Linked DNA regions of Homo sapiens: region 1 is linked to region 2. Evidence: chromatin loops called from intact Hi-C (ENCODE). Cell type or tissue: mammary epithelial cell. All regions are shown on one strand. Links, peaks and the distances in the headings refer to the core of each region. The heading gives the core; the rest is flanking DNA.

What was found. Peaks named below come from ENCODE experiments on the same cell type or tissue, not always from the same donor. Only the 100,000 strongest peaks of a DNase experiment are listed, where the experiment ranks them.
Region 1: it touches region 2 in a loop (2.0-fold over the local background); 3 of 110 quality-filtered maps call a loop at or near these places.

What each region holds. Positions count from the first base shown.
Region 1 is chr12:80,396,981-80,414,568 of GRCh38, forward strand. No RefSeq gene overlaps it. Among named protein-coding and RNA genes, the nearest start is that of PTPRQ, 38 kb to the right of the region's middle. In mammary epithelial cell, for the core only: no CTCF peak of the experiment used is centred there; no DNase peak of the experiment used is centred there; H3K27me3 peaks cover 412 bases.
Region 2 is chr12:80,316,896-80,324,895 of GRCh38, forward strand. OTOGL (otogelin like) reads left to right here. Exons shown (of 59, transcript NM_001378609.3): 33 at 1,651-1,818; 34 at 3,527-3,805; 35 at 6,828-6,945. Among named protein-coding and RNA genes, the nearest start is that of PTPRQ, 120 kb to the right of the region's middle. RefSeq lists an enhancer at 3,307-3,840. In mammary epithelial cell, for the core only: no CTCF peak of the experiment used is centred there; a DNase peak (open chromatin) is centred at 4,956.

The sequences.
Region 1 (17,588 bases), core at 4,513-12,512, 85 kb after region 2:
GTAAATGTTTGCTGAACTGAATTCATTAATTAAATATGTTAAATGTGCTGATAATCTCTTTGAGAAATAAATTCCCACCTGTCCTGGCATCCACCTTAAAAACATCTATTAGGAAAGCTATAAACGGACCAGAGCTCTGAATTACTTCACAACCACCACCAACTCAGACATAAAAACTCTTTTTGTTTAGTCCCAATTTTCAACATGATATTTGAATTTTAACCCACAACAATAAGTCCAAATATTTATCTTGGATTTTGAAGTGAAGCCACTTTATTAAATATGCCATATTCACTCAAAGTAAATTAATTTGGATTAATTTGGTTGATTGAATCTCTTTTCATATAAGAACTGTTGCAATAACTATTTTTATACTGTGTAAATGAACATGCTAGAAAAATAATACCACAAATTTTTAGGAAATTTTACATTGTAGAAAAGGCCAAGCCTAGTTATAAAACTAAAAAAATAATAAAAAATAAACCTTTTGGCATCACACTTAAGAAACCAAAATGGATGAAAAATGCTGCTAACCCATCTTTTATTTTCTTTCTCTTATAATTCATGCCACCAAAATAAAGCTTATGAATTTTATAGCAACAATGGCTTTCCCTTAAATAGTGATAGAAATATGGCTAATTTTGAAATACATTACAGCTTATGAAAATGTTTTGTGGCAAATTTTGAGTAAAATATCTTCTTTAAAGGAGGACAGTAATAAAGACTTGAAAGAACAGGAAACATAACGAGACCAGGAAAAACAAAAAGCTGTACTGTCATTTTTTTTTCCAGGTTTAAGGAAGGATGTTTTAATATTAGTCTTAAATTCTTTTTTTTTTTTTTTTTTTTTTGAGACGGAGTCTCACTGTGTCTCCCAGGTTGGAGTGCGGTGGCGCGATCTCGGCTCACTGCAAGCTCCGCCTCCCGGGTTCACGCCATTCTCCTGCCTCAGCCTCCCAAGTAGCTTGGACTACAGGCGCCCGCCACTACGCCCGGCTAATTTTTTGTATTTTTAGTAGAAACGGGGTTTCACCGTGTTAGCCAAGATGGTCTCGATCTCCTGACCTCGTGATCCGCCCGTCTCGGCCTCCCAAAGTGCTGGGATTACAGGCGTGAGCCACCGCGCCCGGCCTAGTCTTAAATTCTTAAGCATGATTTCATTTTAATCTTACAAAAGTTCAGTTTTCCACACTCTGGAATGTGATGGATTTTGGCTTCTCTAAAGAGTAAAGCATCAAGAAAGAAAAATCCCTATGGATATTGGAAAGAATCACATCATAGGTTAGTAGTTGCCTCCATTGCCTAAATGGCTTTTATCTATGCTTCTCCATCTGAAAAATAAGTTATTTTCTTTAGGAATCATGTTGAAATATCATTAAAGCTATACTTTTTTTTCTCTTGAAAGTGAAAACCCATAATTCTCTTAAATCTTTCACTTAATTTCTCTATACTTAATTTGTTAGGGCCTAATAAAAGGGTAAGGCAGGAACAAAACCACACTATTTCAAAGGACATCCTTCAGCAAGGAAAACATTTTGCTTGCTGGTTAGGGAAACCCTATTGATTAGCTTGCTACCTACTTTATTGACCTAATGGAGAGACTGATGTAAAACACAGGTGATGGTAATATTATGAAGGCTACTTATTTAAAATGACATTGTTTACACAGCAAATGGGAGTCAGAAGGCCATATTGAAAATACGTACCCATTATTCAATTTACTTAATGGATTTTGAATTTGATCATATTTCTCAAAGCCTAGAAGCTAATTCAATGGTGATAAGATCATTTTGTGGTATAATTGCCTTGACACCTTCTAATTTTATTTTTATTTATTTTTTTGAGACAGGAACTCACTCTGTCACCCAAGCTGGAGTGCAGTGGCGTGATCATGGCTCACTGCAGCCTCAACCTCCTGAGCTCAAGTGATCCTCCCCTCTCAGCCTCCCAAGTAGTTGGGACCACAAGCACATGCCACAAGTTTATGTTTTAAAATTACAGAGATGGGTTTGTAGAGACGGAGTTTCTCCATGTTACCCAAGTTGGTCTTCAACTCCTGGGCTCAAGCAATCCACCTCTCTTGGCCTCTTAAAGCGCTGGGATTACAGGCATGAGCCACCATGCTTGGCCAATACCTTCTACTTTTAAAGACTCAAAAGATATGCAGAATCCCCAGGAATTAAAACAAAACAAATATAGTTCACACCTATAACTGTGCTTGAATCCTTGCCATCATGGAGTTCCTAATCTAGCTGAGTACATAAATGTATAAAAAGTAAATTTTCGTGCTACAGTATAAACAAAGATCTACAGGAAAACAGACATGTAAATGTTTATGGCCTGTTACTTCATTGAGGGTACATATAAGTCAGGGTGCCAAGGAGGAGAGGAGAGAGATGAGGTTGAAAAGTGAATTTGGTGAGAGGTACATTATAGACAACAAAAAGTCACAACAGGCTTTTAAGTACCCTCCATGCATGATTATATAGTATCATGTGTGTATTTCAGAAAGATCACACTGGCTAGTAGTATGTAAGAGAGATTGGGAGTATCAAACATGGAGACATAATCCAAGTGTTAGTGTATTAGCAGTAGCTGCAGTGAACTAATGTTGGTTGTCTTTCAATTAAGTTTTTACACTCTACTAAGCACTCTTCAAGCTTACTCTTCACCACAGCCAAATTTTCAAAGAGCTGCTTAGCTAGTAAAGGGAGCCACAGGATCTGCACTGAGGTACAAAGTCTTAACATGATACATGTTTTCCAGACAGAGCAAAAGTGAGATCGCGCACGTGTGTGTGTGTGTGTGTGTGTGAGAGAGAGAGATTTAAAGTTTTCAATTAAGTCTGTAACAGTGGTAATAATGAAGAATTAATCAGCTTAAGAGGCAGTTTAGGAATGGAATCAAAGGGATTTGCAGGATAAAGTGGCACTGGATGGTGAGAAAAGGATCTGAGGATGAAGAGGTAGTGATTTTCCTTTGGTTGTTTGGGTGAAGGATCTTTTCCTCAGGAAGAGCTGGAAAAGGAGTTTATAAATTTAGGTTTGAAAATATGGTTTTGAATCGTTTATAGGGACATCCAGATGGAGATGCCCATTTTGGAGCTATAAATACTTCTCTGAAGCCCTGGAAAGACATGAAATTCAAGATGGAGTGATCGAAGATCTTGAATATGGTAGAATCACAAGAGTGAATGAAGTATTCCACAGTCAAGGAAGGCACAACGGGTCAACTCAGTTTTTGAGTTGGCAGTGTTGGAGGACACAGTGACGCAGACTAAGCAAATGGAAGCAAGAGGGGAGGGAGATGTCAGGGAAGCTGAGATCTCGGGGTTCAATCAACATTCTCAAATGCCGCAGAGAACACACACACACACACAGGCACACACACACGTTAACAAGGAGTGTGGCTTCATACAAAGCCACATATTTGATCTTAAGCCAAAACTGGGCTATTCACAGCCATATAGTCGACTTCTGCTTTTTGTTTTGTTTTGTTTTTAAATGAGATACCAATGTGTCCCACCTCGCGTTCTCCTTCATCGCCCTTCCCTTTCCTCCCTTCTTCTATGCAGAATGCAATTCTCCTCCACATTTCAATGTTTTGGGACTTGCCTCCCACTCCTCTCCCTTCCCAAGGCTTCCTGTCTCCATGGAAACATTCGCTTAATTAACCCAACGCAGGGAGAGGGCATCGCTGGCCCAAATGAAAGCCGCCAGAGCAGCTGCAGCAAGAGCTGGAGCAGAGCGAGAGAAGGAGACTAAAGGGAGGCAGGCTGCGAGGTGGGCTGTGACCCAGGAATCGTGGGCAGCTTGGGCCGCCGCACCCAGAGCAGTGCCAGCACCTCCGGGCCAGTTGCCCTGGCACCCGAAACTTGCAAAGCACAGGCGCCGCGCGGCTGCAGGTCCGGGTCCGGGTCCAGATGGGGGTCAGGGCGGATTGCAGGGGTGCCGTGGCTCCTGCGACTTCTCAGCCTTGCATCCTCTGCACTTTGACTGTCTTCCAGGTCTCAGCTCTTTCCTTCTTTCTCCACCAGTCTAACCATTCTTTAAACCTCAATCTTTTCGTTTATACTCTGCCTCTCTCTCCCTGTTTCAAAAGTTGGTGCTTTTTGACTCTAAAATAGTGTGCATTAGGACAGGGGCTCTTTACACACTCCCAGGGCAAACACAGTGACTCACAGAATTGAATTTGAGTGGGGGTTTGGACTTAAAGAGCGGGCATCCTGGAGCTTTCCACTTTCGCATTTGTATTATGGTACACAGCCTTCAAAATTATAGTTTACGCTTAGATTTAGGGGGGAAATTAATACCATAGCCCTAGAACACTTACATCAGGTTGCTTGGGAAAATGGGCAAAGTTAAAGCTTTGCAGTTTTGTGGAAGGGTCTGGATTTAACTATTAGGCATTTCTTTTTGACTGGGTTGCATTTTATCTGAGCTAAACTCCTGCTTAAGAAGACCTAAAGAGGATTCTGTAGGAATAAACTTGCTTTACAGTGAGCTTTCAGGAGCTTTAAATTTGATCCTGGGGAACTGTTTACTATTAAAATGGTATTTTCAGTTTTAAAAACATATACAAAATACAGGTTTTTTTTCTTTGTATCTTAAGTTGAATACAAAAGTTTTTAGGTCCTTGGGGGCTCCACGTTCCTATGAAAGGCTAGGCAAGCTTTTTAGATGAATATATTTTAAAAATAAATTGAGTTGAAACGACTATTGAACGTTGTTTCTATTTAAGTTTCAGTTTCATGTATTTTGAAATATTTTTCATGATGATGGTGTAATTTTAAAATGTGAGGAATTAGTTCCAAAGAAGCAGCAGTTGCATAGGTGTTCTAGATTTCCATTAATTGAGGTTAAATAATTTCACACAACACAATGTAATTTTGTGTAATTGCCTGATAATTCATTTTATTTCTAACACCTCTTTTAAACTTAATTAAAGCAGTTTCTAGAAATACGTTATTTTGTTATTTGTTGGAAAGTACTAATGTTTCCAATTTTATTTAGTGGAAAAATTATGCAGCACTCACCTATTAATGCCTTAACATTCAATTGGATGAGCAGTCATTCTAAATTGAAAATTCATGACATTAAAATGATATACACACACTCCATTTAAAGGATGTCCAATAGTTTAGTTTTGAAGCTAAAAAATACATGTTTAATTGAACTGAATACACTTTACTTTGCAGATGGAGAAATTAATTATTCTGCTGCTCTGGTTACAGTATGTTGTTAAGGTAAGACATTTTTGAGTGCACCCTCTTTGGAATAATTAGCTAATGGGCAAGATGTGATTGCATTGAATCTATCATTCTGGAAAATAAGGAGTATACTGAAGGGAAATAATGCTAAATATCAGGTTTAGTACCTAAGAAAAAAAATTTTCTTTGCTAGGTGTCACTCACATATGTATTTTTATAGCTTAAAAATTGTGTTGGAGATAATCATGGAGATAAATCAGAATTTGGGAAGAAGACAGAGTATAATAAGGCATTTCAGAGTTGTTTTTGGTAGGAATTTTGATACATATATTCTTTTGAAAGTTGAAATTTTTTTGTCATTGAGGGAACATCAAGGGTCTCTGATTCTGTGGTCTATCTTACTTTGTTTGCTAATATTTTCATTATGCATAGATGAAATAAGGGTCTAAAATGACTCAGTGTCAAACATTTTGTACCCAAATGTATTTTCTTTGCAAACGTGTTGTCAAGAATGTCTGCAAAATAATTCAGTTTTGTAGACATTATCCCCAAGGTTCACAATTGGCACTCCAGGAGGGTTTGCCATGTTTTCTCTGAGATTTTGAGTCTCTGCCTCGTCCCTTACCCCAGGGATACAATGTTTCCTAGTTAGAGAGACATGGATCTTAAATTTCCATGCTCTTATTTTACTTGCTTTACTGAAGTCATTTTCAAAATTATATTTATAAATAGAGTAACTGACAGAGTAATTCATGTGTAGACACTGATACTGCTGAAATGTTTAAAAATTATAATTTCATGTATTTTAGGTGTCATTTTAATAAATCTGCTTATAAAATAACAATCAAGAATGCATTTTTACTGTTTTTTACAGTTTCTTCGCTTTTCCATTTTAGATCTCAAAACATTTTCATTATATACCAATGAATAAACAAACAACAGAAGTTTTTATTGAATGGGATGAATTTCCTAAGGGAGGAAATCCTGAATTTTATTTTTTAAAATATCAACTTGTTAATGATTTTGCTCAAAGAGTAAGGAATCTTTTCTTGGTTCTGATAAAAAGTAAGCATAGTGTAAATCTGGTGTTACCAAGTGCCACATTGTAAATAGGAACCTAATAGTTATCAGGGTTTCTTATTTTATTAATATATAAAATGTTAGCATTTTTTGAAATATCTTTAATAAGTAGATGATCAAATAATATTTAACTTTTTCATAGGAATGACTATTTGTCTTTTTAGAATTTATATACCAAAGGAGAATAATTCTTTAAAAAATGTCTTTTATGTAGAAATAAACATTTCATATATATATTTATATTCCACATTGAAAAACTACTTTTATGAAGGAGATATACAAAAGTCAAATTTTTAATTAATGTGCCTGGCTTAGAGATAATGTTCAATAAACATTTCTTAAGCAGATGAATATAATTATTTGCAGAATGTAAAAAGTATTCTCGCAGACCCACAAAGATGTCAGAAATTAATAATAACACTAAAGGAAAATGAAGATTATCACATCATTTTACAGTCCATGAGATATGGACAAATTTTAAGTGAAAAGTCATTTCAAATTCGTAAGTAATGTATATGTTGATCAACTATGTAAACTTTCATTACCAGATAATTTAAATTTTACAATGATTAACAGGTATAAAATGGTACTGTAAAATTATAATAGTATTATTTTTTACATAATGTAAATCTCAGAATTTAAAGAAAATTATAAACTGAGGTAAGAATATAGTTTTAAATTTTGGCATTTTATGTGTACTAGTGTGAATGGATAGGTAGAGTGGAGATTTTACGTGTTATCCAGATTATGTAAAAAATATAATGTGGTTCTGTAATCTAATTCATTCATTCTATGTAGAATAGAAGAAACTCCCATATAGTCTAGAAAATATTTTATGGGTAGATAATGTTTTCTCATCATGGTGAATCATGTAACTCAATATCCTTTGTGTTTCATTCAATTTTATTTGAATCTGTGCTAATTATTCTCCCTGATTTTTTAGGTGGAATCTCAACTAGCAATATTAAAACAATAGCAACAAGTACAAGTATTTCTTTTAACTGGAGTGTGCCCTCTTCCAAAGATATATCAGTGTCAATATCTTTCAATAATTATTCACAAATTATGCAAAATAATGTTATGGTTTATGAGTGGGGTAATTTAAAACCTGCAGCTTTTTATGCTTTCACATTTGAATTTAAACAGTTACACTTGGATTTCATAAATATATTTCAGAGACTGGATGTTCAAGTTGAAACAGGTATATAGACATTTGGTTCATCATTCATTATATATTTATTATATATTTTGTAGATAATGTAGCAGTTATATTGTATTTCAAAAGAAAGTGATCTGGCCAAGTATTAATCACTGCAGGCTGCTTGTAATCAAATTAGCATAGTCTCCTTTTTTGACTATATCATTCTGGTATCTGACTGATTATTGAACAAGCTGGACTTAGCGGAGTAATGGTAGAAACCAACCTAATAACTTTATTTTCTTCCCAGCACTTCCTTTAAACCCAAGTGGGTTCTCTTTTTCTTTACTCTGACAAAGAGTCATACAAATTCCATAGCGTTTTAGGTTACTTTAATGAGTCAACAAACAGTCTCATTTTCAGGTATTACAAGATCCATTACAATATATTACAAACACACTGATCTTTCATCCTATTTAAAGCTTCTCTGTTACTCATCTATGATCAGACCTGACCACAATTAGGAAAAGTTTAGGGGAAAGGTGAATGTGTTCAATTTTAGGGTCTTCCTAGTTTCATGTCTTTCCTCCACAAGGTGGGAACAGGTAGAAGGGGACAGAATCATAGATAGCTGATGAGGGCAGGACACTCTTTGTGACGGTCTGAGAGTGTCATTTTAATATCCCCTACAGGAATAATAAAAAAGATACAACACATGTATTGTACAAGTGAAGTATAGAAACACTCAAATAGGAAGAAAAAATAAAATAAGGTAATTAAGCGTCCTTTCTCCTGTGGGGAAAAAAAAAGACAAAAGATCTTCAGAACTTTCTCACATATTCCTACTGTGTTGAGTTGAGGCACTGGTAGAATATTAACATGAACTGATGTGCAATATTTTCTCTGAACAGGCTGCTATTTTCTCCAGTCTTTCTGTGGTACATAATCTTGGAGAATAACGCTAAGCAGCCATTCCTGCTTTTTTTCTGGAAGGTAAACACTTTTGAAGTCAAGTGACTGAGAGCAAAATTTTTAGCAAGCATTGTGTCTAGTACTCCAAAATAAAAAGAAACCTGAAATGTGATAAAAAGTTTGCTACCAATACAAAAGTAAGGGAAAAGAAAGGCAATCTAAAGTAAGGTTTTCTTTAGAAAGAAAAACATCGTTTTTTATTTTAATAAAGTTATAATTGGACAATAATTCTGCATAACTAATTCTTACAGCTATTTAAAAAACCATGTTAATTGGTGGTAGTTTATTTGCTCCTTGATTAATAAACAAAGCTTTAATATTTTTATTGGTTTGAAAGTAGTATAGGGAAGGTGCACACTTAATACTATGAGGTTTTCATAATTAACTTGTATACATATTAAGAAATATAATTATGAAATGTTATATTACTGAATTCATCTTTAACAGGGGATTTTTCTTTTGGTAGGATCGTGTTCACAAGGATGGGCAGCATTAAAAAATAACTGTTATAGAATTAACAATGACAGTAAGCCATGGAATATAGCCCAGCAACATTGTAAGTTATCCTTAAGTTCTGCACACCTTGTGGATATAAAAAATGAAGAGGAAAAAAGTTTTGTATTTTCGTATCTCAGGTCAAACAATCAAATAATAATATGGACTGGTCTTAATGATATGAAGGTCAGTAAATGTAAAGAAATACATATATTGTGATAAATGAAACTTTATTATCTATATTCATTCATGCATTCTTTATTCATTGATTTCTTCCTTCATTAATTCAATACAGTTTCTCTTTCTATAGATACCCAGTTTAATATATTTTTAGGCATCTTTTTTAAAACCTAATTTTCCTTTAATTTTGGTATTCCCCAGACCATTTCTAAGTTCATTTGAGTGATTTCATCCATTTCTTCACTCAATTTATCACCTGAACCACCAATTATTCCTAAATTCTTTATCTAGTCTACTTTCCTCTTATGAGTCCAGACATATATCTAATTTTCTTCTGATTATCCCTCTGGCACTTCTTGCAGACACTGTAACATTGCCAAGACTGAACTTGCCTTCTCCCTCTAATCAAACCTGTTTCACTTCCTTTATTCCTCATCTCTGCAAACAGTGCAATAATATGAACCCCAAAACATGAAAAGTGTTTTTCCATTTTCTTCTTTTCACTCCACACATCAGTCTTGTGAAGCTCAATTTTACTAAAAGCAATACAGAAAGATCTGGAGATTTTATTTAACACTAGTGAAATCAGGAGTGTGTAACATTTTTCTTCAACATTCCTAACACTTTGGAAAGTCTCATGAAACTTCATTTGGTCAGCATTTTGTAGAGAAACTCAAGACCTAACATAGTCATCTCTGTCTGTCTGTGTTTTCTTCTTGATGATCCACTGACTTTTATTTCCTGGCACTCAAAGATAAATATGTTCTCCTTGAGATATCCTTATCTATAGTGAACTAAGGCAGATCCTACCAATTTGATGCCAACTTTCCTGTGGAGCTTTGCATAAGCTTGGGAAAACCTCTAGGAATCCTTAATTGCATTTTAAAAATTATTATTTTATTGAGTTTTCTTTATCTTTTAATAGGCAATGAATGAAATTCTAATAAAGATTCCTTAAATCACAATTCATCTTAGACATCTCAGACTCCCTCTCCCAGCATGCCAGTCTCTTCTTAGCAAGTAGACCAGTTAATGTGTGTGTGTGTATATATATATATATATGTATATACACAACTATATATGTATACATATATAGTTGTGTGTGTATATATTTGTGTATATATATACACATATACACACATATATATACATACACACACACACACATATATATATACACACACACACACACACACACACATACAGTTGTTTCCTACTGTTAGCATGATATATTAGGAAATTGGGGCACAGGGAGATTCACTTGCCCATATGGACATGCATCAGATGCTACCCTTAACCATGATATTTTGAGGTTGACATCAAAGTTACCTGCTACATCATAATCCCCATGGTAGGTTCAGAAAGTAATTACTCCTTTAAGTAAATCTGTGCTGAATAAGTGCAAAATTGTTACTGGACTTCAAGGATGGAGAGTGTGTCTTATTCAGCATTCCATTCCTGGCTTCAAACTGGGGTTTGGTACTCAACAGGAACGTAATGAATGAAAGATTAATAGTCTCTTTCTTTCCTTTTGGGATGCTTGCATAGGTAACCTTCATTTAGTTTTCACCTTATAGTTGTAGTAGGTGCTATCATTATTCCCATTTTATACAGGAAAATAGATCTTAGAGAGATCCTGGGGCACATAACTTATCAATGCCCATTCCAGGCCTTGAATTTATATCTGTCTGACCAACTCTCATGCCCTAATCACTTGAAATACTATCACTGATCATATGCCTATTTTTAAAACTACAACAATACATATGTAATAAAGCAGACTTTTTGAGGAAATAGTATTTCTTCATTCTGTTAGGTGGAATTTGAATGCATTGTTTTAAAATCTTTTTAAAATGTCCAGAGGAAACAGGTCTCTTTAATTCTTACCCATGCAGCTTGGTTGGTGCTGTGCTTGATTTTGGGGATGGTCTGATGACCAAAATATAGACATAGTATCTGTTTTCATAGTGTTAATTATCTCTGTAAGTATTACATTTATTTTTTAAGGAGGTGTTATGTATTCGCTGTATTATAAACATACTCTCTAAAACTATTGACAACTATGCAAAGTAGTCATGATTATTTCCATTGCACAGGCAAGAACATTTAGTTTCTAAGATTAGTAGTTGCCCAAGAGTAGATAGTTAAGTGTCAGAAATATAATTAGTATGCAGGAGTATTTTGTCAAAGCTTATACTTTTTTTCAACTACCCCTTTCAAGAAGGATAGATATATGACAGATATTTATTACTTGTGAAAATTGGGTTGGTGACATTCACCAAGGACATCCTTTAGAAGGAAGGTATCAACAACCTCTCCTGACGCATGCAATTTATTTGATGATTTCAAATGAAATAACTAACATTTAATGAATATTTTCTCTGAGCCTCATTGTGTTGAGCCTTTGAATGTACTGCCTCTTTAATCATTACAACAACCTTAAGATGTAGTTTCTATTATTATACTCATTTTACAGATGAGAAAATAGAGGCTTATTGCGAGATTTGCAATTCGCCTGAAGACATATGGCTAATGAGTTAATGAAAGTCAACTCTGTCTCTTGCTGCTGCTGCTGCTGCTTCCTTCTCCTCCTCCTCTTCTCCTCCTCCTCCTTCTCCTCCTCCTCCTTCTCCTCCTCCTCCTTCTCCTCCTCCTCCTTCTCCTCCTCCTGCTCCTCCTCCTCCTCCTCTTCCTCCTCCTCCTCTTCCTCCTCTTCCGCTTCCTCCTCCTCCTCCTTCTCCTCCTCCTCCTCTTCCTCCTCTTCCACCGCCTCCTCCTTCTCCTCCTCCTCCTCCTCTTCTTCCTCCTCCCCTTCCTCCTCTTCCACCTCCTCCTCCACCTTCTCCTCCTTCTCCTCCTTCTCCTTCTCTTTTTTCTTTTTTGACATAAGTCTTCCTCTGTCACCTAGGCTGAAGTGCAGTGGCTGAAGCAGAGATCACTGCAGCCTTAAACTCCTGGGCTTAAGCGATTCTTCTGCCTCAGCCTTCCAAGTAGCTGGGATTACAGGCATGAGCCACTGGCCTGGCTCCAGCTGCTTTATCATGAAGGAAATCTACATAAAAATATTAAACTGGTTGATAATTTTAAAATCTTAGAAAATTTTATAATGAAGTTATGATTATTAAAATTTTCAAATACACATATTTGAAATGCAGTGACTGAAGATATCACACTTTTCCTTTTAATTGGCTTAATTTGTTCATCTTATTACAGAAAGAAGGTCTTCTTACATGGGCAGATGGATCATCTTTTGGCCTTAAGAAAAATGAAATATTTTCTTTTTCATTGCTATCCAAGAATGAAACACATTGCTACATTTTACAGCAAAATGCAACTGGATCAAACTATTTCTTTACAAGATTTTTCTGTTACGTTCCATTGCCATATGTTTGCGAATATGAATGTAATTATTTTTATTATTCTTTCTTATATTCATGCAGCTTTTTATTATTTAATTTTAATTTATTTATTTCATTATGGAATTATAATTTGTAATTAAAAATAATTATCTTTTCTATTTTTTCAGTACCTTCTCTGCAGGAAAGCTTTTTGCTTTACATAAAGGATGTTGGAACAACTGAAGTTGTATTATTTGGAATAATTTGAATTTTTGGAATAATTTGAATAAGTGGGTGAAATTGGGATATAAGATTATCATTAAATATTCTTTAGATTATACAGAAGAACAATATTTTGAAAGCATGCCCCCAAATACTACAGAAAAAGCAATTACCCAACTGTTTCCTGGTCATATTTATAGATTTTTACTCTTCGCAATAAATGAATGGGAGGCAAAAACTACTTTAAGTCCAATATTCACTGTAGAAACACGTAAGTTACAAGACACCTGAAAATATAATTTAAAAAATTTTTAATACTGTCATTGGCAGATATTTTATGAGGGTCTGGTATTTTCTCATATAACTCTGGAGATACCTCTGTATTTAATCATTTTAGGCTGGGTGCAGTGGCTCACGCCTGTCAGCCCAGCACTTCGGGAGTCCTAGGCGGGTGGATTGCCTGAGGTCAGGAGTTTGAGACCAGCCTGGCTAACACCGTGAAACCCTGTCTGTACTAAAAATACAAAAATTAGCCAGGCATGGTGGTGCACAACTGTAGTCCCAGCTACTTGGTAGGCTGAGGCAGGAGAATCACTTGAACCCAGGAGGTAGAAGTTGCAGTGGGCTGAGATCATGCCACTGCACTCCAGCCTGGATGACAGAGCAAGACTCTGTCTCAAATAATAATAATAATAATAAGAGTAATAATTTTGTAATCAATCTGTTTATGCGTTGGTTTTTCTGTTAAACTACAAACCTCATGAAGACATGAACTATGTCTTATTTGTCTTACAGTACCAGCTAGAGTAGTGCCTACCTCATAGGGGATGATCAATAAATTTTTGTGGAGCTGTATTTCCGATATGTGCTGAGAGCAGGAAAGGGACAGCTATGCATCCCTGCCTTTAATAGGCTCACACTGGAGACAATTAGTAAAGAATAAAAATAAAAGCAAACAAAACTATACAGCAAAAGAATAACCTAAATATCCAACCAGTGGTGCATTTAATAAATGCTAACTTGAATTCATACAGTAGATGACAGGAGAAGACTCATGGAAAGGAGAGGCTTAGACTGAAATTTGAATGAAGAAAAAGCATGTTGGGAGCAGCAGTGCAGACATAAGAATTTGTGTAAGAAGACTTGTGCAGATTGACTAGAGAAGATAATTTCCTTGGGCATGAGGGTAAAATCAGTGTGGGAGGTAGATGGTGCCAGACTTGGGAGTGGCAGGGGTATCTGTCTCAGATGCTTGGACTTGACCTTAGAAGCAATGGAAATCCATTAAGACTATAGTTTCTAGCACTTGTTTTACATTTTACAAAGCACTTTCAATGCATTATCTCATTCGGTCCTTGCCTCAACCCTGGGAGTAGCTATATAGAAATGAGAAAACTGAACTTCTGGAATGTTAAGTAAACTGACTAGAGTAACATGCTTTGTTAAGCAACCAAGCCACACAAGAACCCAGATGGTCTTATTGTAACTCCTGAGCTGTTGCTCCTAGAGAAAGAATCAAGAATGTGTTAGCACATGTATATTGAGGAGTGGGGGATGGATATAGTTTCGACGCCATGTGCAAGGTACTATAATAAGAAAATTAATCTGGAAGCATTAATTAGGACAATCACTGGCACTGGATGAAATGGTTAGAGTAGGGAAACAGTTCTGTAAAAGGATGAGTGCCTGTGTTGCAGTGATAATAAGAACGAAGAGTGAATAACAAAGTCTCTGCCCTCTAGTCTGACAAGGCAGAAGAGGTAAGAGACATATATAATGTATGACCATTAAATGCCATGCACACTGTTTTGGTAGTGAGAATAGTAAAATAATTATTGAACAATAGCGTGTGGCAAACACTGTGCCAAGTGTTTTACGTTCTTCATCTCATTTAATCTTCACAAAAGCTTTATGAGGTACCTACTAATGTAATTCCCATTTTGCAGTCAGAGGGGGTAGGTAATTTTCTCAGGGAGTGAAACTATAAAGTGGAAGAGCCAGGACTCACCCCCAGTTTTTGTTTCTTTTCCAAGCTAGAGTATTTGGAAATATTGAGAAGTGAGAGAGTATTCTGCCAAATCATGTTACTAAGCAACATATTTTTTGGTTGTCTTTATCTCCCAGGCCCTTTGTCAGCCCAAAATTTCAGAGTTACACATGTTACCATAACAGAAGTATTTTTACACTGGGATCCTCCAGATCCTGTATTTTTTCATCATTACCTTATCACTATTTTGGATGTTGAAAACAATACATCAGAAGAGGTGCTTGTTGAAAAACGCAACACAGCAACCATAGTTGGAGACCTCAAGTCTTTTCATCATTATCTGGTATATCTATTCAGTGTAGCAGAAAGAGGAACTTTAAGTTGCTTGGAGAAACCACTTTCAGTCATTACAGGTAAGCATGGCTGCGTATTGCCTTCTACTAAAAAATTCTAAACTGATAGTTTCTGTTTCTGTGCAATTTCACCGTTATGCAATATATCAATGTAACCTGTACACTTATCCCAAAATCTAAAATAATAAAAAGAAATAGTTAACTGCATATTTCAAAATATTATTTTGCTGATATTTAATTATGTTGATTCTTCATAAGTACAAATAAGTTGAACATGTTTTTGAATGTTGAATCACAATTCTAAGCATGTATTCAAAAATACTAAATTTATTTAGATTTACATGAGCTCTTTAAACATTATTCCAATCTGCATTTTTTTCTACCAAAGTCCCTAGAAGACATCTTTTTTTGTCATAGCCTTGGGTGGAAAATAAATTTATCTTTATTTATCATAAGATAAACAAATTATCACATGAATATTAGTTCACCCAGTTTTTTTTAGTAACACTAGACCCAACGAACAGGTCTGCATATTTTAATCAGTTTTACTTGGTTCTTTATTTTCTCACACTGTGTAATGTATTGACCTCTAGGGGGCAGTCTCATACTAGCATTTTTGGCAAATGCATTTCTACCCTCCTCTTAACCTCCACATAGCAGTTTTTGAATCCTTGTCCAGAACATAATCATTAAAGTAATCGATTGTTTTAATTAATAATTCTATTTATTCCATAAAATATAAGGACGTATTTTTAAAAAGATAAAACATTATCTTACAAAACAATGCATAATTAAGCACATTTTGGCAATATATTCTTATAAGTGTAGTGTGTGTTGTGTATTTGACATGCAGTGTGCAAAGTTCTTTGGAATTTCAACAGCTAAAATTTAAACACCCTAGAGCTGAAGTAGGTGGAATGGAAAACCTGCATGTGCACAGATATAGATTAATTAACCTTCCTATACTTATTGGGAATATTTAAGATTCTTTGAAAATAATAACAATAATAGATACAATTTAATGCTTACTAAAAACCAATGCTTAACATACAAGTATTCAGTATTGCAAATCCTAATAAAAATATTTTTCCAATTGGATAGTAGCAGGTGTTTTCTCTTCTCCAAACTCAGACTAAGTATCCTTCCATTGGCAAATGCTTGGTTTGTTGGGTCCTTTACACTTTAGGAAGGTGCTTTCATTTTTAATTGACAGATGGACTAGGAGGATTTCTCACAGATTTATTAATTTTGAAGTCGACTTAAAATCTTCTAGGAAATATACCTATTTATTTCATAAAAGGTACAATGTGAATCAGCACTTTTAATTTTTTGGGGAGTCATTTGCTGTGTATTTTTACTGTAAGCTGATATACCAGTGCATGTCCAGGATTTAGTAATCCAGTGTTCCTTTACTCTCTAAAGCTTGAGGAATTATTCTTTTTTTCATTCATTATTCACTCAATGAATTATTTTTCAGTATCAGGAACTGAGCTAGGCACTAGAGATACAAAGATGAAGAAGACCTAGTCTCAGTAAGAATGAGACAAATAAGTTAACAGTGATAGTGCCGCATTATAATTGCCATTAGAGTAGTTATGCTGTGGATACTATGGGAACATAGAGAAGGATCAGTTAGCCCAAACTCAGGGTGCCGATGGTCATGGGTAAGTGATGGGCTTAATCATGAAGGAGTAGAAATTAGCCAGCAGGTGACAGTAGGGAGGCAGAAAGATGCTGCAGGTAGAGCAAGCAGCATGTGCCTAGGCAAAGGACAGAGAAAAGACATTCAACAAAGCTGACCTAGGAAAGCTAGAGAAGCCTTTTTGAAGACACTAACATTTGAACATTAGGAATGGCTAGAGAACAGAGGGGCACGTAGGGAGAGTCTAGAAAATGTAAGCTAGGCACAGAATGTGAACACCCTTGATACATACTCTGGAGTATATTTTATTTAGTAACACTGAACCTTTTTGGGGTCATGGAGCCTCTTGAGAATTTAAAAAAAATTAACTCTTATGAAAATGCAAATACATGCACAGACAATTTTGTAAGCAAATTCAGCGCTATCACAGACCCACCAAATCCCAGCGTTTCCTCAATCTCTGCTTATATGTGGCATTCGGTAGATTACATCTAAGTCCTCCACTGCAGTAAATGTTTAAATAGATTTTTAGGTTTTGCAAGAATATAAGAATAATTTTCTGAAGTTGTTTCACCCTGGAATCTTATTGGATAGTGTTTCTAATTGGATTACTCTGGCATTTTCTGATAATTTTACATAAATAATTAACTTAAACATCAGCTACAGTTTTGTGAAATTAAGATATGGGATGCAGACTAAGGGTTCCACCCAGAATATTTTCCTGAGAAGTTAAAATGTGATATTAAATTGTACTGATAAAGAAGTCAACTTTAAAACGGATAAAAGTTCAAATAATAGTTTCGGCAAACTATAAAAATCATAGAGAATTCTTTAAAGATTTTTAAAGTAAAACTACTAAAAAGTTTAAAATTGCATAATTATCCTTAGAGATATGAACTAATGATTATTGTAGCTGAGAACTATTAAAAGATCAGGAAAAACATACTATAGGATAAACAATACTATAAGGAA
Region 2 (8,000 bases), core at 1-8,000:
CTTTATTTGTTACATGCCAGACACTATGTTATTAAGATACTTATAATATTTAAAGCACATACATAAATAAGTAATTGTGATTCTGTAGGAAGAATTTTAAAAAGTAGTAGAAGAATTCAAAGGTTATTGCTGAGATTATTTCAATAATCTTTAGCACAATGATTCTATATAATATGTTTGTGTTCATTTATATGACTTTTACTAAAAATGTAAAGCTTGCATTTGAAATGCTATTTCTGTAGGTGAGGGAGAACTTCAGTTTCCTACTAAAAATTGTTATGTGAGTTTTAAGTTCAGGGTAATTTTATTAGATAGGATATGCTTATTTCTGTTTTTAAAGAATCACTGCAGGAAATGATTGCTTTCAGTAGATGGTGAAATTATACTTCTCCATGCAGAAAATTAATGATAAGATCAATGACTTTTGTCTCCCAGTTGCTGGTGAAAATAGTCCAGAATCAAGCTACCAATTAACTGAGAGTCAATTCAAAAGCTTTAGGTTTTTATACAAACAGATTTCTTGTTGGCAATTGTCTCTTCAGGTTGCTGTATTAAGGGGTGTGTGCAGCAGGGGAGAGATTTTGTTTCTCTGTCTCCTTTCTCATTCTTATGTTGAATATTCATGAGGGTGCTTCAAGTCCTCAAGTTGTAGTTGCATACACATCTTCTCCATTCTGAATTGTATCTCATTATAATTCACTTATTATTTGTATATTATTCACATATTTGTACAAATCTACATATTTATACTTTGAAGTATATTTGCATCTTGGAGGTTTTTGTCACTTTCCTCTTGTCCATGCTAGAAAATTAGCCATTACCAGGTAGAGACTATTGCTATAATTTTCTTTGGTCCTCCTGTATTTTGGCTCATGGAGAAACACTGCATTTGTAACATTTGTAACCATGGTGGTGAGTCTCCTGCAGCCAGGCTAAGAAAAATTGTCCACTGTTTCTGCTCAGCTCCACCTTGATGTGGGGGCAAAGCTGTTTCAGGTTTCTATCTCTCTACAGGGTACCAAAGTCCCTAGTGAAGCTCTTTTTCTCATAGTTTATAAGGGTCCCCAGCTGCTCAATGGTGCTGTGTCCCAGATGATGGGTCAGTGAGGAGATTACACTTGAAAATAATGTATCCTCTCAGTCTTTTTGTTCTTCTCCTTGTCCTTGTGATGGAAATTTTGGTTCTCCTTCCCCTTTCCTAATTGGAAGACTTCTTATCCCTCCAATCCAATTATCCTTTCCCCTTTATTTAGGCCCGGTCTTAAGTCCTTAAGGGGAAAAAAGTCTTGCCCTTATATTCTTTGAATCTTTTTTCTCCTTCTTCAGCATGTATTGAGTTAAATTGGCTTTGAGGTAAAACTGGGAGAAGAGGGAAAGTAAAATACACTGAGTGCAGTAAGATTAAACCTTTATGAAACAACTGATCACGTGTATATCAACATTTTGCATAACCTACAACACGAACATCTACATATACATCATTATATATATAAATCATTATTTTTGAAGAATTCAGTTATTTTATTAGTGATAAATTTTTAATTGCTCAATTTTTGAAGTATTTTGTTATTAAAACATTTCTTTGAAATGACAGATTGAAATTTTAAAAATCTATGCCAATTTATAATTCTAATATTTATATTTAACTAGGACTTGGAGAAGGACCATATATGCTGGCAAGCTATGGGCAGAGTGGCCTTGTTCTGGGGGCCAATATGACCAGCAGAAGCGTTTTCTGTTTGCCGAGAAGCAGTGTTCATACCAGTTTATTTTTTTATTTTATGATCACTCCAGGCCTTTTCAAAGAGAAGGTATCATGTAAGTATAATTGAAAATAAGAGTTTAGCTTTCCAATTACATTTTAAAATTTAGCCACTCAGTAAATATTAATTGAGAATCTAATATGTTTATGGTATTTTTTAAAAGTGCTCTAAAGCATATGAAATAAAATATAACATTGGCATATCAGCCAGCTTTCTCTTTTGTATACAAAATCATTTCTTTGTTTATTTATTGGCATATATATATTAGAATTGCAAATGTTTGAGTTTTTGGTTTTAAATAAAATATAGCTAAAATTTTCATAGTATTAATCACAGAACTTAATTTGATGTTTTTGAAAAACCATCCACTGATTCTTAATATTTGAAAGGTTTTATGCCCCCAAAAGTAAAAGCAAATTGTGAATTGATACCAAAGAAGTTCTACATGAAGAGCATAAATCAGAGTGTAGACAGTCATTGTGACAGTCTGTTATTCTGTTATCCTTACCTGCCTTGTCTGTCCTAGTTCCTGGACATGTCCTCAGTGCCCTGAACCTAGCTCTACATTTACTGGTTTGCACCTGCAGGTCTGTACTGGTTGTATCCACCTGGCACCTGTTCTGATTGGTGGTAGTTTCCCTTCTGATCCAGTGATGTTCAGGCTACCTCATGTCTACATAAGTCTACCTGGAACCATGCATGACATGTTGTATAAGCTTAGGAATTTATTTGTTGGATGAATCAATCAGACTTAACTTTCGCTTATTCTGAGAATGCTCACAATTCTCCAGTTAGAATAAATTATATATTTCCTGTAAAAAGAACTCTCTTAGTTCTGAAAACACCTATCACCATCAAGTTCTAAATTACGCTGGTTACATTTTTTTCTCATGTAAAAATTTATTATTCTTGGCATCTTTTGGTGCTCAGCAGAAGAACTTAAATTTTACAACATGATAAATGCCTTTGAAATAATATTGAATTTGGGAGAGCTCTTGATTTTACGATTAGTAATAACTAATGATTTTACTAGAAAAAATCCAAATAATGTTTATTGAAGAAAATCAACCTAAAATAATCTCAATTTAAAAACTTTTATTTCATGAGTTTTACAAATATAAGGTAAATGTTAAAAGCTCTAGCTGAAAAAGGGTGATAATTTTTCAATGCTTTGTAAAGCTCATTAGCCATTTGGTCATCTTTTGGGAAATGGACAATAATGTTGGATAAATAGTCTCTTCTTGGTGCAGTAAGATCTCTTTCAAGAACATTTGCTCATTAAAAGAGCCCTGTGATACTGAAATGCAGTTACATCCCTAAATTGATCTATTTCTGTATTCTCTTTTCTATCATCAAGTTTAGCCATTAGTAGGTTTTGTACATTTGTAAATGTTAAAGCTTGCAAACGCAAATATATGTCCAATTAATCATTCAATTTCTTGTATGAAATTGTACATTCTGGAGTCCTCATTGACATTTCCTTTTTTCCCCCAAGGACAAAATAAATTATTAAAAAAATAGAAGTTACCAAAGACTGATTTTTTTTTTTAGTGATATCACTGTTATTCACTGAATTTAAAGTACTACTTTTTTTTTTCTTCTTTCAAGCATCTCCTAGTTTATTTGTGAAATCTTAGTTATTGGCACTAATTATGTTTGGCAATTGTGCAGTACTATTTTGTTTACTTTATAAGTACATTTTGTGATGCCAATGTTGATGATCTTCCTTCTCCTGAGAATCCACACTGCTCTATATTTTACAGCATTAGCACTTGTTTCCTTGGAATCTGCTGAAAGGCCAAACTACTTTCTCTATGTCCATGACAATGATACTCTTAGCTTGGAGCTGTGGGAGGCGAATTCAGCCTTTCATCGGAGAGCAACATTTTTCCACCATCAGGGCCTCTGGATTCCTGGTTACAGTGCATTTGAGTTATACAGCAAGAAAGGCTTTTTCATCATATTCACAGATTCTAGTGTCAAAGCATCAAAATATGATGATTCTGAAGAATTTAAACATTCAAGTAGCTTCAGCATAGAAGGTATGTTTCCTGAGATCTCCAAAAAGAGAACAAATAGGTAATTTATATTAGGCAGAATATTTATGTCTTTAATTTAAAAACCATTCTTACTGCATATAAGCAGATAGACTTTTATGACCTTAAGTAAGTGTCTTAACCTCTATACCCCTCTATATCTCCAATATACGTATTGGAGAAATAATAATATGTACTTTATCGGGTTATGGTGAGTATTGAATAAGTTGATGTAAATTACTTAGAACAATCCTAAATAACCTGATTTTTTATTATTATTACCCCAATTATTACTACCAGTGCTGTCTGGACATTGGAATCAGGGCTCACTCATGTGGCTTAGTTGTCTAATGTTTATATCTCCTTTTTCTTTCCTAGAAGGCAACTCTAATTTATCTGATTCTTAGTGATAAGGACAATATATTTACTTCTGTCATTTGAATACAAGGTGTCTGTTTCCATTGACCTCTAGAAGATTTCTCTAGTTCAGCAGAAACCTAATCTTACTTCTAGAGAGCCTTTGAGGTCTATAGCTATTGAATTTTCTGCAGCAAGCTTCACTCCTTTATGCAGTGTTTAAAAGTCATGCTTTCTTTTCAAAATCCAGAAGCTTGATATCTATCTTGAGTCTCCTCAAGAAATCGTTTCATCCTTGTGAACCCTCCTAAAGGAGTTCAAGACAGCAACTAATTTGCCTTTTCTGTTGAGAATATATTTCTGCAAGCCCTTCTAATAATAGATTTTAAACAGTACAAATTGAGCTTCAAAATACCTAATGTTAAATGACAAGTTAATGGGTGCAGCACACCAACATCGCACATGTATACATATGTAACAAATATGCACGTTGTGCACATGTACCCTAAAACTGAAAGTATAATAAAAAATAAAAAAATAAAAAATAAAAAAAAATTTTACCTATTGAATACAGTTCTTCTATGCAAAGATTCCTAAGTCTGGCAGGAGGTTTTGTGCAAACCCAGATGCCAGAATTCTGCAAGGGTTCTTACTCTGGCAACGAGCTCAGAACAAAGAAAAAGAAGCTCTAATATCTCTACCATTTGCATTCTTAGGTGTGGTGACATACATTCTTTAGTGTGGTGACATACTCACAAAACAAGTCAGGCAAAGGAATTTTATTACTTAACAGACAGGCAGCAAGAATCAACAGAAGCCTAGGATTCATGGTGAGCCAGTCCTCTAGGCTCAGAAAAGCCCAGGGTGAACTGAATCTTGTCTGCACATGCTCCAGGTTGCACTGCAGCTGAGGGACCCTGAAAGCACTCTGCCCTGGATTTGATACTTCAGGTGCAACTGGAATCACCGAGCACACACTTTGCAGGACATCCTGTTGGGAATGGCAACAGAGCCTGGATTGTTTCAGAAGATTCCTCCTTACCTCAGGATAACCCTCAGAACATTTTGCAGTTGTTTTGAGATCTGCAAGTGGGAGAGAGAAAGCAAGGAGAACCAAGGGGAGAGCTGTCCTCCTACACTGTGCTCTTGAGAAAAGGAACCACTGACATATCTATATAGCATTCCATACAGTGGATGTGATTTGCTTACTTCAGTTTACCTACCGTTGACCTTTACAGGCCTCTATTTCCCCTCTGCTCTAGAAATCTGTGCCCTTAGAACCAGACCTAGTAGCCCCATTTGAGGCTTAGAGAACTGCAGCACATGGCATCATCAGAATATCAGAAGCTGATCTTTGTGGGCTTCTGAAACCTAGGAAACTCCAGGAGCCTATTGTAGTCTTGGAACCAGTCCTCTTTCAGGATGCGTGAGACGAGTAACTCAAGTTCAGCAATTACTTAAGTCTTTAGATGTATAGATGCTTTCCAAAAAGACTTATTTTCCTTGCTGTAATTTGGAATTGAATTCTGTGTCCAGAGTCCAAGAAACATACCTGCTTCCTGAATTTTCTTTCTTAAGAGGTTCTCTTGTTCAGAGATAGCTTTGAACTGCTACAAAAGGACTTCTCTATGCTGTGGGAAGGTGAGAGTATTAGCAGACCTTGCAGGAGAAAAACTTCAATCAAGGGAGGTTTTAGAACTGTATGCATGTATTTTTCAAATCCGCCCATATATTTTGTTGTATTCAAACAATACTTATCTGGTACAAGGCAACGTGCTAAGTTTTCTGAGAACAGCAACAGAATATTCTTCCTAGATTTGAGTTCATGAAATGTATTTGGTCTTGCCATTTTTCTAATTGTTTGAACTTGGCAAGTTTCTTGGCTGCTGTGAGTCTCAATTTCCTCATTTATAAATTAGAAATAATATCTACTTAATAGGGTTGTTGCAGGATAAAATAGAATAATGGATGGACAATTACTTTGCAGAAAGTAAAATTCTAAACAAGTGTTTGGTATTATGATGTGAAGACAGATGAAAACCCACTACACACACACACACACACACACACACACACACACACACACACACACACACATATATAAAATATTTTGAATTTTCCTCAGCCTCCTCCAACCACTTGCTTTTTTAAATCTTTGGAAGATAGGTGTACATGTAGATATTTAATCTGAGCATGAAATGCTTTGGTCACCAAGCAATTACAGTGTTTTTTCTTCAGTTCTGTCTTTCCTGTAGCATTGTAGTCAAAGAAGGGTCAAACCCTAGGAGGGTTCATATAAGAAACTGTTAGTTTTTGGCCAGGTGCAGTGGCTCACACCTGTAATCCCAGCACTTTGGGAGACTAAAGCGGGTGGATCACCTGAGGTTAGGAATTCGAGACCATTCTGGTCAACAAGGCAAAACCCCGTCTCTATTAAAAATATAAAAATTAACTGGGTGTGGTGGCATGTGCTTGTAGTATCACCTACTTGGGAGGCTGAGGCACGACAGTCACTTGAACCCAGGAGGCAGAGGTTGTGGTGAATCGAAATAGTGCCACTGCGCTCGAGCCTGAGTGACAGAGCGAGACTGTCTCAAGAAAGAAAAGGGAATTGTTAGTTTTCAAGCTATGTATTAAATATGCACACAATCTAAACTTTATTTTTTCCCAGAAATCCAGGCAGCAGTGCCTTACAGGAAGATGTGTGAATGGAGATATGAACCTTGTGCTACACCCTGTTTTAAAACATGTAGTGACCCTGAAGCACTAGCATGTAAATTTCTTCCACCGTAAGTAACGTTTACCAATAAGTGATCAAAGTCCAGCCTTAGCAAATTCTGTTTTCAGTTGATTTTTTTCAAGATTTTAAAAACAGCCATTCTCAAGTTGTATATGCTATATATTCTTTCATGATATTAATTTCGCTTAAATCAAGAAGTAGTTATTGAGAGCCTACTATGTGGCAGGCAATCTTCTTGCTGCTGGGGAGACAGTACTGAACAAAATAGACAAGTACTTGCCCTCATGAAGCTTACATATTGTTGGATTGAGCAGAAAATAACCAAACAAAAATGTAAATATATAATGCAACATATTGTTATGGCGGATATGTGTTACAGAGAAAAATAAAGGAAGGTAAGGGAGACAGAGAGCATAAGGCATGTGTGTGTGTTTGCCAATTAATGTTGGTGGTCAGTGAAGAGCACCCTGACAAGGTGACATCTGGTCAGAGATCTAAATGTAGTGAAGGCACTGGCCAGGTGGATATCTGGGGAAGAATCTTTAATTTGAGAACAGTGCAAAGGTCTTGGAGTGGGAATGTGTTTGGTGTGTTCGAGGATCAGCAAGGAGGTCATAAGTTAGAACAAAGTGAGCAAAATGGAGAGAAGTGGGAGATGAGACCAGAGAATCATATTAGTGGGCAAATCATATAAGGCTTTGTAGCCTGTTGTAAGGACTTTGTCTTTTACTGTAAGATAGGAGACCTGGCTGCATTTTAGGCAGCTGAGTGGCATGATCTGATTTATGTTTTAAAAGGTGTACTTTGCCTGTTGTATTGAGAATGGGCTGTTGGAGGAGAGGAGGACAGGGCAGACTTGATCGGTGATACAGACAAGAAATGAAGGGGATTTGACCAGGTTGGTGGCCCGAGAGGTTATGAGGAACAAACAGATTTAATATCATTTATGAGAGAAGGAAGAGTTAAAGAATCAAGTTTTGGCCTCAGCAGTTATTAGGTGAAATACTATGAAGTTTTGCCATTTTTGGTAGCCAAATTGGTCAAATAGCAGTAATTTCAAATGATTTGATCTAATAGAACTGCATTTAATGAGATAAGGAAGAT